2 separate regions of the Homo sapiens genome follow, and region 2 is linked to region 1. Evidence: chromatin contacts called from ENCODE Hi-C data. All regions are on one chromosome and are shown on one strand. The core of a region is the stretch at or near the end of the contact, and the rest is flanking DNA. Distances in the headings are between cores, read along the strand shown. Region 1 holds the start of GALNT4 (polypeptide N-acetylgalactosaminyltransferase 4). Region 2 holds the start of AMDHD1 (amidohydrolase domain containing 1).

What was found. A loop is a pair of places that touch in the nucleus more often than their neighbours do. Pooled maps may share reads with other maps.
Region 2: a loop to region 1 is called in a pooled map, with 7 times the contacts of the local background. The contact joins the promoter of AMDHD1 here to the promoter of GALNT4 in region 1. A Hi-C loop is called at or near these places in 3 of 50 pooled maps.

Annotation. Positions count from the first base shown.
Region 1 is chr12:89,523,546-89,531,384 of GRCh38, forward strand. It overlaps GALNT4 (polypeptide N-acetylgalactosaminyltransferase 4), which reads right to left and starts at 1,251. Exons shown (of 1, transcript NM_003774.5): 1 at 1-1,251. The coding sequence starts at 1,004. POC1B-DUSP6 (POC1B-DUSP6 readthrough) reads right to left here and starts at 2,502. Exons shown (of 11, transcript NR_189589.1): 1 at 2,336-2,502; 2 at 1,575-1,659. POC1B (POC1 centriolar protein B) reads right to left here and starts at 2,502. Exons shown (of 12, transcript NM_172240.3): 1 at 2,336-2,502; 2 at 1,575-1,659. The coding sequence starts at 2,350. POC1B-GALNT4 (POC1B-GALNT4 readthrough) reads right to left here and starts at 2,717. Exons shown (of 3, transcript NM_001199782.1): 1 at 2,336-2,717; 2 at 1,575-1,659; 3 at 1-128. The coding sequence starts at 2,610. It also overlaps POC1B-AS1. RefSeq lists an enhancer at 968-1,177 and silencers at 1,268-1,647, 2,198-2,457.
Region 2 is chr12:95,939,299-95,947,137 of GRCh38, forward strand. AMDHD1 (amidohydrolase domain containing 1) reads left to right here and starts at 4,033. Exons shown (of 9, transcript NM_152435.3): 1 at 4,033-4,237. The coding sequence starts at 4,101. It overlaps CCDC38 (coiled-coil domain containing 38), which reads right to left and starts at 3,316. Exons shown (of 16, transcript NM_182496.3): 1 at 3,133-3,316.

The DNA of each region.
Region 1 (7,839 bases), core at 1-2,500:
CCCCACACTTCCATTCCTGTGTCATACGTTCCAAGGTACTGAAAATATTTCTTGCTGACAGCAAACAGTCCTCCAGCCATGGTAGGTGATCTGATGGGGTCAATTCTTGATATCCGCCTGTCCCTTTCCTGTTTGGGGACAGAATGCCACTGAAATGTTAAACGCCAGTCAAACCCACCAATCATGGGCTCCCCTATCTGCATATAGAATTCAAAAGTATTCCAATCAATTGTGTCTATAACAGGACACACAACTGCTGTTTCATCTCTCCCAATCCTTTCCAAAAGCGGTTCCAGCCAACCGGAATTACACTCACAGTGACAATCCAGGAAAGTGAGGACGTCCCCAGTGGCGAAAGTGGCCCCAATCAGACGGGCCCTAACCAGCCCCTCTCGCTTATTGGTCCTAATCAAGCGTACTCTATCAAGATTGCTGATGTAAGTTTCAAGTTGTGTCTTCAAATAAACTCTGTCACTCAAGTCATCCACCAAGATGATCTCTTTCAAAAGAACTGCAGGAGAAGTTTCTAAAACACTGTGAATGGTACGGAGCAAAGTCGACCAGGCTTCGTTATAGAAAGCAATGATAACAGAGGTGGTAGGAAGTGTCCTATAGTTGAACTTCTGGGACTTACACTCATACATTCTTTTATCCTCTATGTGTCGATGCAGGGAAATCCTGTCACTGAGGTAAATATTGATGGCGTATCTCTCAATGAGTTCTTCTTGCTGCTTCAGTTCATCCTCGTTGAGCTGGAGTTTGCTGGCTTTCCCCCACTCCCCAAGTGCACGGGAATCTGCAGGGGGCTTCTTATAAAGCGGTCGAGACAAATCCTCCGTATTTTTCTGGAGGTCTGAGAGCCTTCTTGACCCCAGCTCCCTGGCACGGCCGGCTCCTGCGGAGGCATGAAAAGTAGAGACCAAGAGCTCCACGAAGATATAGGCCACTGTTAAAAACGCCAGCAGCAGGCAGCTCTTGCCTGCCCAAGTCCACCTCACCGCCATCCGGATTCTCAGGGCTGAGGCGCAGACGCGGCCACCAAGCCACCACGCAGGGGAAGGGCGGCGGAACCCACAGCTCGAGCTCAGGTACTTCCCAGCAGGTTCTTCCTTTCATGCAGGCGCTAGGCTCCTTTCCAGCCACCCAGGCTTTCCAGGGGTCACCTGAGCCCTCTCGGTCCTCGGCCTCCGGCACAGCCCAACTCCTCTCTCCCTACTTCCTCCTGCTCGGCTCACAACTTTTCACAAACTCTCCAGCCAACACCCCACCCTCCCCGGGCCGAGGAGAAACCCCTCCCCTTCCCACTCACTCCTCCTGGTGGTTAGTTTGCGAAAGTCGTCCGCCAGGCCCAGACCGCTGGATAGGAGGCTCTTGGCCGGGCCGGGGGCTGGGGGCCGGGATGGCAGAGGGGGCCCTAGCTGCGCCCCGCCGCGCTGGGCCCTCGTCTCCGGGTGCTCTCAACCCTCATACAGGCCCTTAGCCGTTCTCCTAGGGACCCTGCCCGGACAGGAGGAAAGGTTTCCGGCCCATGGAGTTTAGTCTCATTACAAAAGCAAAACAAGAATAAGACTTACCAAGTTGCTTGCCGTTGGGGCTGAGGTCCAAGGAGGTGATCGCAGCTTTGTGGCCTTTGAAATAACGCTCCAGAACGGGGTCCTCCTGGAAAGGAAAGTTGTCAAGTTTTGAAAGCCGCCGCAGACCTCGAATTCTGGCGGCTGGGATCCACGCTGCCACTTCCCCGGAGTCCGGCTTGGGAATGGCCACCCAGGCGGCGGCTTGGCTGGGCGGCGGGGCCGGGCAGCAGCCCACCCACGGGCGCGGCGCCCAGTCCTGCTACAGGGAGACGCCGGCGCCAGCTCTCCCCGCAGAGCCCGCAAAACGCTCTGTTCGCGCTTCCCAGAGTCCAGCGCATCGCAGGAACCGCGGCCCCTTTGAAATGCACGTTCCCGGGCCCCGCCCGCTGGCCCAAGGCAGGCAGGTGCGAGGATGCGCCTCGGCTTTGGTACTTTTTTTTTTTTTAATACTTCCTAGGTGATTCTGACGCAGGCGCTCCACGGAAACCCTCCGAGAATTCTGGGGGCCGTGGGGCCGCCCAGCTCAGTCCGGAGCTCCGGAACTCGGGGAAGAGCGTCCGGGAGCCGGGTCTGGGTTCCGCACTCCGTCCGCCCCGATGGCAGAGAGTGAGATACGGACGCCCCGGGACGAGGGGCTCAGGACCCGGCTACGGACACCTGCCTCCATCTCCCTCCAGGTGCGGCTTCGGCCCGGACCTGGCCCCGCAGCCCGCGGGACAGGCTCCAGGGAGGGACCCCCCCCACCTCCAACCCGTCCTTACCGTGGCTGAGGCCATCGGGGGAGTGGTCGGCCCAAGGCTCCTGTGGGTGGGGGAACCCGGAGAGGGGAGGGGAGAGGATGGGGAAGGAGAGGGGACCGTGCGGCTCCCGGAACCGTCTGCCCAGAGCGGCAGCGCCTCCCGGTCACTACAACAACGGCGGCCCAGTCAAACCCCGCGCTCCAGGCATGGCCAGCCGAGCCCCGAGACACCGCCAGCCCTGTAAAGAGAGGACGGGAGGTATGCGCCGGGTCAGCTGTGGCCACACACCAAGCCATGTTAACTAACACTCGCGTTCTCCCTGGTTTGATGTCAGGAAGTGGGGTAGTAACCAGGACTGGAATAAGAGCGATGAATGGAAGGGCGTTGTGAGCCTGTGATCGATGCGATCAGAGTTCTATTACGTTTTAAAGAGACAGCACCCGTGACGTTTAAGGTGATCCCCTACCGCTTATTTTGTTGACGTAAAGCTTTGACATGAAGAGGGGCAGCTTGCTAGTTATTAATATACTAAAAGGAACTAAATCCCCTGAGGGCAGATTTGAATTTATTTAACCACTGTTTTCCACACAGTGCCCTGCAGGATATTGATATAGTTGCTGGATGTGCGTGATGAATGAATGAGTGAATGAATGAATAAATGTTGTGCATGCACTTAATAATTTTCTGCGATATGTTTCCATTCTCATCTGCTTATTTGCGTATACCTTAGAGCACTAAACTTACACAGCTGGATACTTAAAGTCTTTAGGAAGACTTGGAAACATGGTTTTTTTTGTTTGTTTTTTGTGAGACCACGTTTCTACAGCAGGCTTTGTTACACATAGTATCATTTGTGCTTCAGCCAAACAATGAAGTTGGTAGAATTACAAAATGTTTTCAATGTTTCCAAGTTATAAACTTGATTCCTAGATATTGGTCTTAGAGGTCACACAGAGACAGTTCTTCTAATTCCAAGTCCATATCCTTTTTTTTTTTTTAACCCTGCCTCAAAGCGTGATGTTCTGAGCTGAAAATTACATATAGTGTAAAGATCCTTAGCAACATCAAAGGGCATGATAGAACACAGCTGGTAAGACATGTGTTTTATGCAAATGAAAGGTATGCTACACACCTTAATTACAGATTCCCTAGTTGTCTAGTGATTGAGTTTAATTTTATTGAATATGGTACTTAACAACTAAACAGGTAGGCTTTAGATTACAGTATTAGTTAATTTAAGTATACACTTGTTAAATATCTGTTGTATGTTTGGCCTTGAGGGACACAATGATGACTAAGATATTTCCCCTACCTTCAAGAACTCAGCAATCTAGGGTTGGTGAGTCTCATGCTTTAGCATTTGTAATGTTGATTTGGGGGCTCCATTTCCAGAGATGCTGAATCAACATATACAAGGTGGGATCCAGGGCCCTTCTGATGTAACAAGCTCCATAGATGATTACTATGGGAGTCTCAGCTGTCTATGTTGAGAAACACTGCATTAGTCTAGGAGATGATATGTTAAGAGTGTTGATATCAGCAACTTGTCAGCAAACTGTTGCAGGACTCTTAGTTTTGCTACATATTACCAGTTTAGGCTTGATTTATTTTAAAAGCCTGCCATGTTTAAAACTAATGCTGGATACTGGTGGGAATGTAAAATGATGTAGCTCTGTGAAAAAGTTTGTCAGTTCCTAAAAAGTTAAACATACAATTACCTTATAATCCAGCAATTTCACTGCTAGGTATATCCCATAAGTATTGAAAGCAGAGACTCCAACAGATGCCAGTGTTCAAAGCAAGCATTATTTACAATAGCCAAAAAGTGGATACAATCCTAGTATCCAACAGATGAATGGATAAACAAAATGTATGTGATATATACATATAAGGAAATATTATCCTGCCATAAAAAGAAATGAAATTGTGATACAAGCTATAACATGGATGAACCTTGAAAACATTTTGCTAAGTGAATAAGCCAAACACAAATGAGCATATATTGTATGATTCCATTCATATGAGGTACCTAGAATAGGTGAATTCATAAGGACAGAAAGTAGAATAGAGGTTACTAGGGCTGGGGGTAAGGGAGACTGGGGAGTTACTGTTTAATGGGTGCAGAGTTTCTGTTTGGGATGATGAAGTTCTGGAAATAGATAGTGGTGATGTTTGCACAACATTGTGAATGTACTTAATGCCAGTGAATTGTACACCTAAAAAATGGGTAAAATGGTAAATTTCATTACAGGTATTTCACCCCAATAATAAAATAATAATGCCAGAAGCTGAAGAGTAATCAGGACCTCAGGATTACTCATAGGTATGTTACGTCTAATATTGGGCACAGGAGAAGCAGAAAAGGGAAGAAGTTGGAGATTTAGAAACTAGCTCACAAGAAGAAAAAATATAGATTTTTATTTAAGTGTTTTAGTAAAAGTTTAGCTTTTACTTTTTTTCTCAATTATCAAGAAACACATGTTTTAAATTTAAAAGATGGGAGGGAAACTACATATTAATCCTATTACCTAAAGTTGATCTTAAAAAATTTGTCACCTACTGATATGGTTTGGATTTGTGTCCCCACCCAACTGTCATGTAGAATTGTAATCCCCAGTGTTGGAGGAGGGGGCTGGTGGGAGGTGATTGGATCATGGGGGTGGATTTCTCCCTTGCTGTTCTGAGTGAGTTATCACGAGATCTGGTTGTTTAAAAGTGTGTAGCACTTCCCCCTTTGCTCTCTTCCTCCTGCTCCAGCCATGGAGCAGCCATGCTCTCTTCCCCTTTGCCTTCCACCATGTTTGTAAGTTTCCTGTGGCCTCCCCAGCCATACTTCCTGTACAGCCTGCAGAACCATGAGCCAATTAAACCCGCTTTTTTTGTAAATTACCCAGTCGCAGGTAGTTCTTCATAGCAATGTGAGAACGGACTAATATACCTACCTATGTTTTCACTACATGCCAGGACTTTTCTAAGTACCTTACAAATTTTGACATTTAGTGATCATAACGATCTTATTAGAGATGTGCTATTATTACCATTTCCGTTTTATAGATGAGTAAATTGATATGCAAAGACATTAAGTTACTTGCCCAAGGCACACTGCTAACTAGGAAGTGGCAGAGTTGAGATTTTTAGACACTCGCAGTCTGCCTCCAGAATCCACTCTCTCTTTTTTTTTTTTTTTTTTGAGACGGAGTCTCACTCTGTCGCCCAGACTGGAATGCAGTGGCGCGATCTCGGCTCACTGCAAGCTGCTCCGCCTCCCAGGTTCACGCCATTCCCCTGCCTCAGCCTCCCGAGCAGCTGGGACTACAGGCGCCCGCCACCAAGCCCGGCTAATTTTTTTTGTATTTTTTTTTTAATAGAGACTGGTTTTCACCGTGTTAGCCAGGATGGTCTCAATATCCTAACCTCGTGATCCGCCTGTCTCGGCCTCCCAAAGTGCTGGGATTACAGGTGTGAGCCACCTCACCTGGCCCAGAATCCACTCTCTTAATCACTGTCATGACTTTTGTGTGATTGCAAGTGTTATGTAAATGTATAAAACATTGCATTCTTGCCAAGGTTTATAATAATAAGTTTTACAAAATGAAAGTAATATCTCCTTTATTTTCATTCCACTGTCCTCATTTATTACTCTAAACTGCCCTTCCCATTGTTCTTTTCCATAGTATTTGATTTTGTTCTTTTCGGCTTTTCTTCACCTTTGCAAATAGCAAAAGCTCAGAGGTAGACAATTGGAAATGTGGTCAAAGTTGGGGAAGTTTTTTCTAACCTCAAGCCTAATTCCACTTGCTACAATGATTATTTAGACCTCTCTGGACTGCAACCTAATCATTTATGTGGGTGGGAGCCACAAGCAGGATCAGTATTTAAAAACCTACAAGGTTTTACTGGAGGCCGGGTACTAGCTAGGACAAACTGACCTCTAATTAGCCCTTCTTATACAGTTCCCCCTAAAACAGAAATTGAATGTACTTACTTGAGCATTATAAAGAGTTATTTTTATTTTAGCACTGGTTCTTCCTTGGCCTTCAAATTTGGAAATTCAGCATAGTACAAAAGTGCCATCTACTGTTCACCTTACTATATAGCACTTGGAGTGAACATATTTTGAGCCTGTTTACAGGCAATGGAACTCCCTTGTTGATACACTTCCTCCAAAGTATAGGAGAGCACATGGAAAAGTACAAGATGGGTTTGAATCAATAATGAATTACATTTTTGAAAACTGCATGATTCATTTAAGTTAACATTCAGTCTCCAAGTCCTATCAACTACCTCCTCACCATATATATATATATAATATATATGATGGGCTGCCCAGGCTGGCCTTGAACTCCTGAGTTCAAGTGATCCACCTGCAGCAGCCTCCCAGGTAGCTGGGATTACAAGCATGCTCCTCATCATATATTTTATCTTCCTATCTTTCTGTCTAATGGCTCCTGTCACTCCACAGACCCTGCCTTCTGCCTCCTAGAATATTTTAGTAACCACCAACTTGCTTTCTGACTTCAAAACTTCTCCCCTCCACCTGTCCACCCTGCATTTACCAACAAATAACATAAGATTCACCAGGGTATCTTGCTAAAAGTAAATGTTTTTAGGCCTCACCCCAGAGGTTTTGATTTAGAAGGTCTAGTGTGAATACTAGAAATCTGTTTTCAAACAAGCTTTCTAGGTGATTATAATATGCATCAACATTTGGGAACCACTGGCATATCATGCCATAGATCTTTAAAATGCACTTTAAGTTCACTTTTAAATGCCTCAAACCAAGTCCTATTTTATATCTAACCACTCATCTCCCCTGGGCCAATCCTTAAGCCATTGCAGTTAACCACACACACCCACCCTTTGGAGCCTTTGCTAGAGCGGTTTCTGTACTCATGAATGCCTGTGCTACTCTCTTGCTCCAACTTCTACACAAAGAAACATACCTCAGGACTTGGGAAGATATGTTCATGTAAAATCATCTTTCTCTGAACCTATTCCTCCTTATAAAAATAAAACATTATTTTTCCTTTGGGTCCTGATGGTATGAAACTTAGAGTTCTTTTTAGCACTATTTTATGTTGCTGCCTTTACATCTACATCATGTTTATGTGTCTATCAGCACTTAACTGTAGTGAAAGGTCAGTAAAGATAAGAACTGTGTTCTACTCATTTTAGTATCACTCTACAGGCACCACAATCCCTGACACATAGTAGGGGCATAATAAACATTTTCTGCATTGATTGAAAGATGACAGTGTGGCTGGCCAGCTCTATAGTTACTGAAAAAGTCTACAAAATAAATAGAAAACATGATCATTGTCCTCCAATAATTTAAAGTATCTTGTAATTTTATCGATACACTCTATTTGTACATTATGGGGTACATGTGAAATTTTGTTGCATGCATAAAATGTATAATGATCAAGTCAGCGCATTTAGGGTATCCATCACCTAAGGATTTATCATTTCTATATGTCAGGTACATTTCAAATTTTCTAGCCATTTTGGTACAGTGCATTATTGTT
Region 2 (7,839 bases), core at 2,783-5,282, 6.4 Mb after region 1:
AGAGAGACAAGAAGTCCAAGATCACGAGGGCCCTGGAGGCCATTTTCTCAGTGAAATGGAACCATTCAATGAATCACTCTGATGCTGAGCTGAGAAGAGACTGTAGAAAGGGAAAAGGGTCACACAGGGAGATCTACTAGGAGACTACAGCCACTGGGAGGCAAGAGATAATGCTATCCCTTCCTTGGGATAGCAGTGGAAGTGGTGAGAGGTGGTCCGATTCTAGATGTGTTTTGACAGTAGAGTCTACAGGATTGGCTGATGGTTTGGATGTGGAGTATGAGATAAAGAACTGATTGCAGAAAGGATGGAGTTGCCATAAATGGAGACAGAGAAGGCAGTGGGGGAAGGGGCACTTGGGAAGATCAGAGGCTCATTTTGGAACATGTGAAATTTGAGATATATATTAGATATCTAAAGGGACATGGGTGTAATGTATACTGTTCTTTCAAGTGAACCCCATGCTGGTTGATTTAATTAATTGTTGTGTTCCTTTAATAGCTGTACAATTATATGTGGTCTCTGAGTCAGGTCTCTTGACAAGTGTCATTGCAAGGGTAGTAGGAATGGCACTATGGAAAGACCCCTGGCCTTTGGGGGCAGGTAGGTTTAACTCCTGCCTCTGACTCTTATCCACTCTTTCTCTTGGGTCTAGAGAATTATGCTTAATGCACTGTAGAATCTTCTATCAAGTATGAATAATAACACCTTCCTTACAGGCCTGGTGCAATTTTCAAACACAGATAATATATGCAAAGTGCCTGCTCATAGTAGGCTTGTGAAGAAGTGATCCCTTATACTTTTTTCAAACTAGATATTGTCCAGATCCTTCCTCTTTCTGGCCCACTCTGTCAACTGCCGCCATTTGAAATGGGAGCATAACTGACAACTACTTTTTGTAAGAAACTCCCAATCAAAGTTCTTGAAACCTGGTCATTGGAGAGGAGTCTACCAGCAATATCAGTGCAAATCTGGGGGACCTGAATCAGCTTCATGTAGAGTCTTAACATTCTGAGCTCCAGGGGAAGTGGGGAAAGAGGAGTGGGATTTGATAAGGCCCAGTCCTAAGTTTCTAAACCAACTCTAAATAAAATGAATAATAACACTGTCTACCAGATATTATTCGAATCAGTTTATTTGTTTTTTTGCAACAACCCCCTCTAAAACCCAATGAAAACGAATTTCCAGATGATCTCAATGTGAGATAAAAAGCAATGTTTATCTTCACATGCATATGAGGATTTAGACTGGTTCTCTCAGACCCAATGCCCTTCCATTTTTTTTTCCCACCTCCTCTCCGCCTACCTTGGACAAATACTAGGAAAAGGGGCTGTGAACTGTGTCCTTGGATGGTGTGGGGAGATCACAGTTAGCAATTTTTTGTTTACCTAAAAGCCAGGAGCCACTGGGTCCTTGGCCTGCTTAGATGCACGCTGCCGCTTCTGACTAGGTCAGAGCACAGCACAATGATGAGGAAATTACTTTCACCTTGACCTTTAAGGCACTGCTGGCGTCAGGCTATTTAGTATGGACGCTTCTGTTGACATTTCTGACTGCCCCTTTTGCGAAGTGAAAAAAAACAAACAAACAAACAAAAAAAAAAACTGGAGGTCAAGAGGAAGGAAGGATGGGTTAAGGAGTCAGCATATACAAGTCAGATAATGTGAAAAGTATTTTATAAGAGCTGCTATCGGGATGTTGGTTATTACCAAGGAAAAATGTGTCATCCTTATCCATCTATAACTACTGAACAGTAACTAAGGAAAGAAATTCACTCATCCTTTCTGCTTTTGCAAACCTCCTGTTTGCAGGAGCTTATCAGGTAATGTTGTCTGTCTGGACTGTGAATCAGATGCACAGTTCACCCACAAACATAAATACCTATGAAAAAGAAATATAATTTCTTTTAGACTCACCCAGAACTTGCAAGCTTTAAGTACATGGTCTGTGAAGTCAGGAGAGGAACTATACTATTGGCTGAAATCTAATCTTTAACTTAATTGGCCAGGAAGACAAATAGCAGGATTAAAACACACGAATAATAGTAATAATACCTATTACTTGTTTAGAGCTGGGCACTGGGCTAAGTGATTTATGTTTTATTTTATTTAAAACTCAGACAAGCCCATAAAGTAGAAACAGCTCTCCCTATGATGAGGATGAGAAAACGAGGCTTCGAGAAATTACTGTAAAGAAATTCCCCAAGGTCAAACAGCTTATAGGAAACAGAACTCAGACTAAGACAAGTTTATTGAACCCTATTTTTCTATAATTTTAACCCATCCTTTATACATACAATTGCATAGTTCTGCAAATATGCCTAAAATTGCAAAATGTAACTGATTAAAGTCTTCAGCAGAAATTTTATAATAGAAAATTTTAATATTTCTCTGTGAATTAGTGACTTTATGTGTTTCTATTCCCCACTATTTCTACTTCTCTTTTTAAAGACATAGAAATATATGTATGTATAAACTTTTTAAAAGCTATGCACACACACACACAAACAACCTGTTTGTGATTGTGTATATGAGCTGTGAATAATCTTCTGATGCCCCCTCCCCCCCACCCTTAGGGTCTCTTTCACTCACATTGTCTATATATTTTCCAATTTTTATCTTTCTCTTTCCTAACTGATCTCTCTTTTATAGGCCATAATATGAAGCTAAATTATATTCTTATTTATCGTGGTCATCTAAAGGAGTGTTTGCTTTCTGTTCCAGGTTTTTTTAATGAGACTAAATTAACTTTTATATTTTGTGGGTTTGCAGGCTTAGTCTGCTTTTATAGTATATTATTTGTGTCCACATCTATCACTTTTATTGTAAAGTCTTTACTGGGCAGGGAAAGCGCCTTTCCTATCTTTGTATGTTCCACAAGACTTAACACAGAGCTTGTGATAAACATGAATAAACGAAATCAAGTAATTAAGGACTCAAAAGCCTGGGCCTGGCAGTGTTTCCATAGCAATTGGTAGCAGGAAGCGACGAGGCTGAGAATCACAGACCATCTTCCATAAACTTGATTCTGTCTCCAATTTTGGTCGCAAGTTGCTTGTAGGCCCACCAGACACAGCTGAGGGGTGGGAGGGGGCATGCGGAGGGGCGGACACTGAGCTGAAACCTATTTTACCTCAGCGAGTTTGGATCCAGGAGCCTTTCCAACCTATCGTTCGGGAAGGCGTTGTGGGAAAAGTGGGCGGAGGTGCCAATCGATCCTCCAGTCTCGGCTCTATCCTCCCCCAGCCCGGTTCCCGGTCATCTCAGGGACCGTCTGGTAGCTGATCCCGGAACGCAGCTGGCCAACGGATAAGTGCGGGGCACCCGCCACCCGCGCGGACCCAGGAGCACCTCCCCTACCGCATCCCCCTCCTCCCCACCCCCAGGTTCCCTCGGCTCGCGGCCCTCCGCGTCCCGGGCTCCCGCCCCAGAACCTGTGGGCAGATGTTTCCTCCACGCAGTACCCTCCCGGGGCTCTGCCTCCAGGCTCGCGTCCCAGCACCCTAGGCAGAGGTTTCCCCCACTCTGTCCTCTCCCGGGGCTCTACCTCCAAGCTCCCGTCCCTGCCCCTGGGCACAGCTTTCCCCTACTCTGCCCTCTCCAGGAGCGCTATCTCCAGGCTCCCACCCCAACCCCCCGGGCAGAGGTTTCCCCCATGGCCCCCCTTCCGGGGCTCTACCCCAGGTTCCGGTCCCTCACTCCCGAACACTCCGGGTGCCCTCACCCAGCCAACCCTTGACGCGCTTCCACATACCACGTGATCCACACAGCTCACTTTGATCTCTCGGGGTGACCAAGCTTAAGTTTCCTTATCTGAAAAGTAGGGACACTAGTCTCCATCTCGTTTACTCGGGATGGGACAAGACGACCAAAAAAGAGAGGATTCCTCATCAGGTTTATTACTCGTTGCCATTCTTGCAATGATTACCGCCCCCGTTGCTGTGGTTGGGGGAGGCGAGCAAAGGGCAGCGGCTGCGAGCGCCCGCCCCCGCCCCACCCTCCCAGCCCCGGACAGCGCAGGCTGCGGCTTTTCGTCCTCCACTGAGTCCTGCCGGTGGCCCGAGCCCGGTGGCCTCCCGGCGACCCTCGGCGCGAGGCGACATGGCAAGCGGCCACAGCCTCCTGCTGGAGAACGCGCAGCAAGTGGTGCTGGTGTGCGCCCGCGGCGAGCGCTTCCTGGCGCGGGATGCGCTGCGCAGCCTGGCGGTGCTGGAAGGCGCCAGCCTGGTGGTGGGCAAGTAAGTGGCCGGGCGCGCAGGGTGGGGACCGCCACGGGCGGAGCTGGCCGCTCTTCCTCTCACTGTGCACTCTGGAGGGAAACAACGCCGTGAAAGCGTCCCTGCACAGAGATACACGGGCAAGCCAGCCTTTGGGGTACCTGTTGCTAACACGCTCTGCTGCTTGGGGTTGTCATTCCGTCCAAAGAGCTCAGAGAGGAACACCCCATTGGAACGCATCAGGGTCCTGCCTCTGCTGGTAAAATATCACTGTCCAACCATCAGAAGGGGTTGAGGTCCTCCCCAGTGCTTCTTAAAGGGAGGCCAGAAGACCACCTTTGTCAGGGTGGCCTGTGGTTATTTTATTCTTACGGCAGATTTCTGATTCCACCTGCGTCCCCCACTCCCTATCCCTAGAATTTTAGAATCAGCATCACTGGGGCTGGAGTTCTGAGACCTGAATTTTTCAAAAGTACCTTTCACATCCTCGTGATCTCGTACACTAAAGCTTTAGAACCACGGAGAACATTTAGACGATAATGGCCCTGAGTGATAATAAATCAAGATTTGACCATCAGAAAACAAGATATTTCTCTTACTCATCTGAGCTTCCTGCCAGATATGAATAAAAGAACAAAGTTTGAGGGCGACCTGGGGTAGCAAGGGAAGTTGGATGAGAATTTGAATCCAAAGCGTGCCATGGGACCACAATTGCACACGATCAATGAGTCTCACAAACTGACCACGGCTTATCTGAGGCAGTTTAGGGTTGTGCAAGAGCCCAGCTTTTAAGGGACTGTGGGTTGGTTTAATTTTATTTATTTATTTATTTATTTATTTATTTATTTATTTATTTATTTTTGAGACGCATGAGCCACTGCGCCCAGCCTATTTTTTGTTTTTTTGAGACAGGGTCTAGCTCTGTTGCCCAGGTTGGAGTGCAGTGGCATGATCTTGGCTCCACCTCCCAGGCTCAACTGCGATCTCCACCTCCCAGGCTCAAGCCATCCTCCCACCTCAGCTTGACAAGCAGCTGGGACTACAGGTGCACGCCACCACGCCAGGCTAATTTTTGTATTTTTTGTAGAGACAATGTCTCACTGTGTTGCCCAGGCTGGTCTTGAACTCCTGGGCTCAAGCCATCCACCTGGTTTGGCCTCCCAGTGCTGAGATTACAGGCGTGAACCACCACGCCCAGCTTGACTGGTTTATTTTTAATTAAGGGATGAAAACATTCCCAATTTACTATGAAAATATTATTTAAAATTTTGCTTAGAAAGTTGAAAAATATGTACCTGGGTTGGGACTGGAGTATCTTATAAAAATTATATCAATGCGACCAGGCACAGTGACTCACGCCTGCAATCCCAGCACTTTGGGAAGCTGAGGCAGGTGGATCACCTGAGGTTGGGAGCTCGAGATCAGCCTGGCCAACATGATGAAACCCCATCTCTACTAAAAATACAAACATTAGCCGGGCATGGCGGCGCACGTCTGTAATCCCAGCTACTCGGGAGGCTGAGGCAGGAGAATCGCTTGAACCCGGGAGGCGGAGGTTGCAGTGAGCTGAGATCTCGCCACTGCACTCCAGCCTGGGTGACAGAGCGAGACTCTGTCTCAAAAATAAATAAATAAATACATAAATAAAATGATACTAATGCACCAACATGAAGTCCTGGGTTCCAAGACATGTTCTATGTTCACATCAAAACCACAAAAAGTAGGGAAAGGAAAAGGAGGGAGCTGACTTGTGGTCTGGAAGATGGGGCTTTTTCATTTGAGTCTGCTACATTGTTCTCACAGTTTGTTGGATTTATTACAATGAAATAAATTTACAAGAATATTGAGAACTTTGCCATTCAAATATGATTAGCTCGGTACAGGATGGTGTTGTTTTTATTTTCACTTACTATCATCACTGTCTTATATATTAGGTTGGTGCAAAAATCAAGTATAGAATTGGAATAATTATCTGGTTATTTGAGATGCTTTGAAATATATCTCCCACCTCATTATCTGAATGTTTTAAGGTAAAAGTGTTTTCAGGGTGAATTATTTAGGTGATTGTCTTAAATTTTCACATCACTTCCCTTATGCAGAACCTGTGTGTTCAAGGACAACTTAATCCTGCTCTTCTTTTGGTAGACAAGAAGAACACAGGCTGTGAGTGTGAGTGTGTATAGGGAGAGGGGTACTGATTAAAAGCACAGAGAAGTGGAAGAAAGTTCCATTTCAAAGCCCAGAATTGGATGGATTTTAACAGTGTGTGTTTTTTTTTTTCCCAACAAGTATATACATACCATGGTGTGTCCTGATTAGAATGAATCTCAGTAAGATCAACTAATAGTTAATCCCCTATATGCTATAGATATATAAAATGAGTCCTGGAAAAGAATATGGTTTGAGGGACACCAGAAACTCCCCCTTCCTAAAAATAAATATCTCAGTGATTGTCTGCCATAGGGTGTAAATTCCACCATTGTGTTCATTCATTTAGGTCTCTAAAGGTATCTCATTCTTAAATTAAGTTCTCTCTCTCTTTCTCTCTGTGTGTGTGTGTGTGTGTGTGTGTGTGTGTAGATTGCAGTTAATCTTGAAGAGGCTCCCAGGTGTGGAAAAGAAGCACAAACTGTCATCCAGTTGACAATTGTCCCATCCAAAGGCTAAAACCTAGATGAAAATGTCTAAATGAACAAAACAAACAGGAATTAAAATATAGATTCATACACAAGGACCATTTGTTTTAGCACTTCAGAGGAGGGGCAAAAATGGAAAATGTTGAAGGAAAAATTGGTGGGTGTTATATTTTCCTTCCTAGAAGCCAATTAAACTGTCAGGTGGACAATGAACCTAAAATAGGACATTTTCATTCATTCACAAATATGTGCTGAGTAGTTAGATTGTGCTCAGCGTAGAGGATGCAAAAATGACTAAGACTGGTTCAGACCTCAAAGAGCTCAAAGTCTACTGGGAAACAAGACACATGAAAAGATAATTATAATACAATATGGTAAGCACAAAGGTAGAGAGATGTGTGCATGCAGGCTTATTATAAGAGACTGCTCCCCCTCCCCCTCCCCCTCCCCCTCCCCCTCCCCCTCCCCCTCCCCCTCCCCCTCCCCCTCCCTCTCCCTCTCCCCACGGTCTCCCTCTCATGCGGAGCCGAAGCTGGACTGTACTGCTGCCATCTCGGCTCACTGCAACCTCCCTGCCTGATTCTCCTGCCTCAGTCTGCCGAATGCCTGTGATTGCAGGCACGCGCCGCCACGCCTGACTGGTTTTGGTGGAGACGGGGTTTCGCTGTGTTGGCCGGGCCGGTCTCCAGCCCCTAACCGCGAGTGATCCGCCAACCTCGGCCTCCCGAGGTGCCGGGATTGCAGACGGAGTCTCGTTCACTCAGTGCTCAATGGTGCCCAGGCTGGAGTGCAGTGGCGTGATCTCGGCTCACTACAACCTACACCTCCCAGCCGCCTGCCTTGGCCTCCCAAAGTGCCGAGATTGCAGCCTCTGCCCGGCCGCCACCCCGTCTGGGAAGTGAGGAGTGTCTCTGCCTGGCCGCCCATCGTCTGGGATGTGAGGAGCCCCTCTGCCTGGCTGCCCAGTCTGGAAAGTGAGGAGCGTCT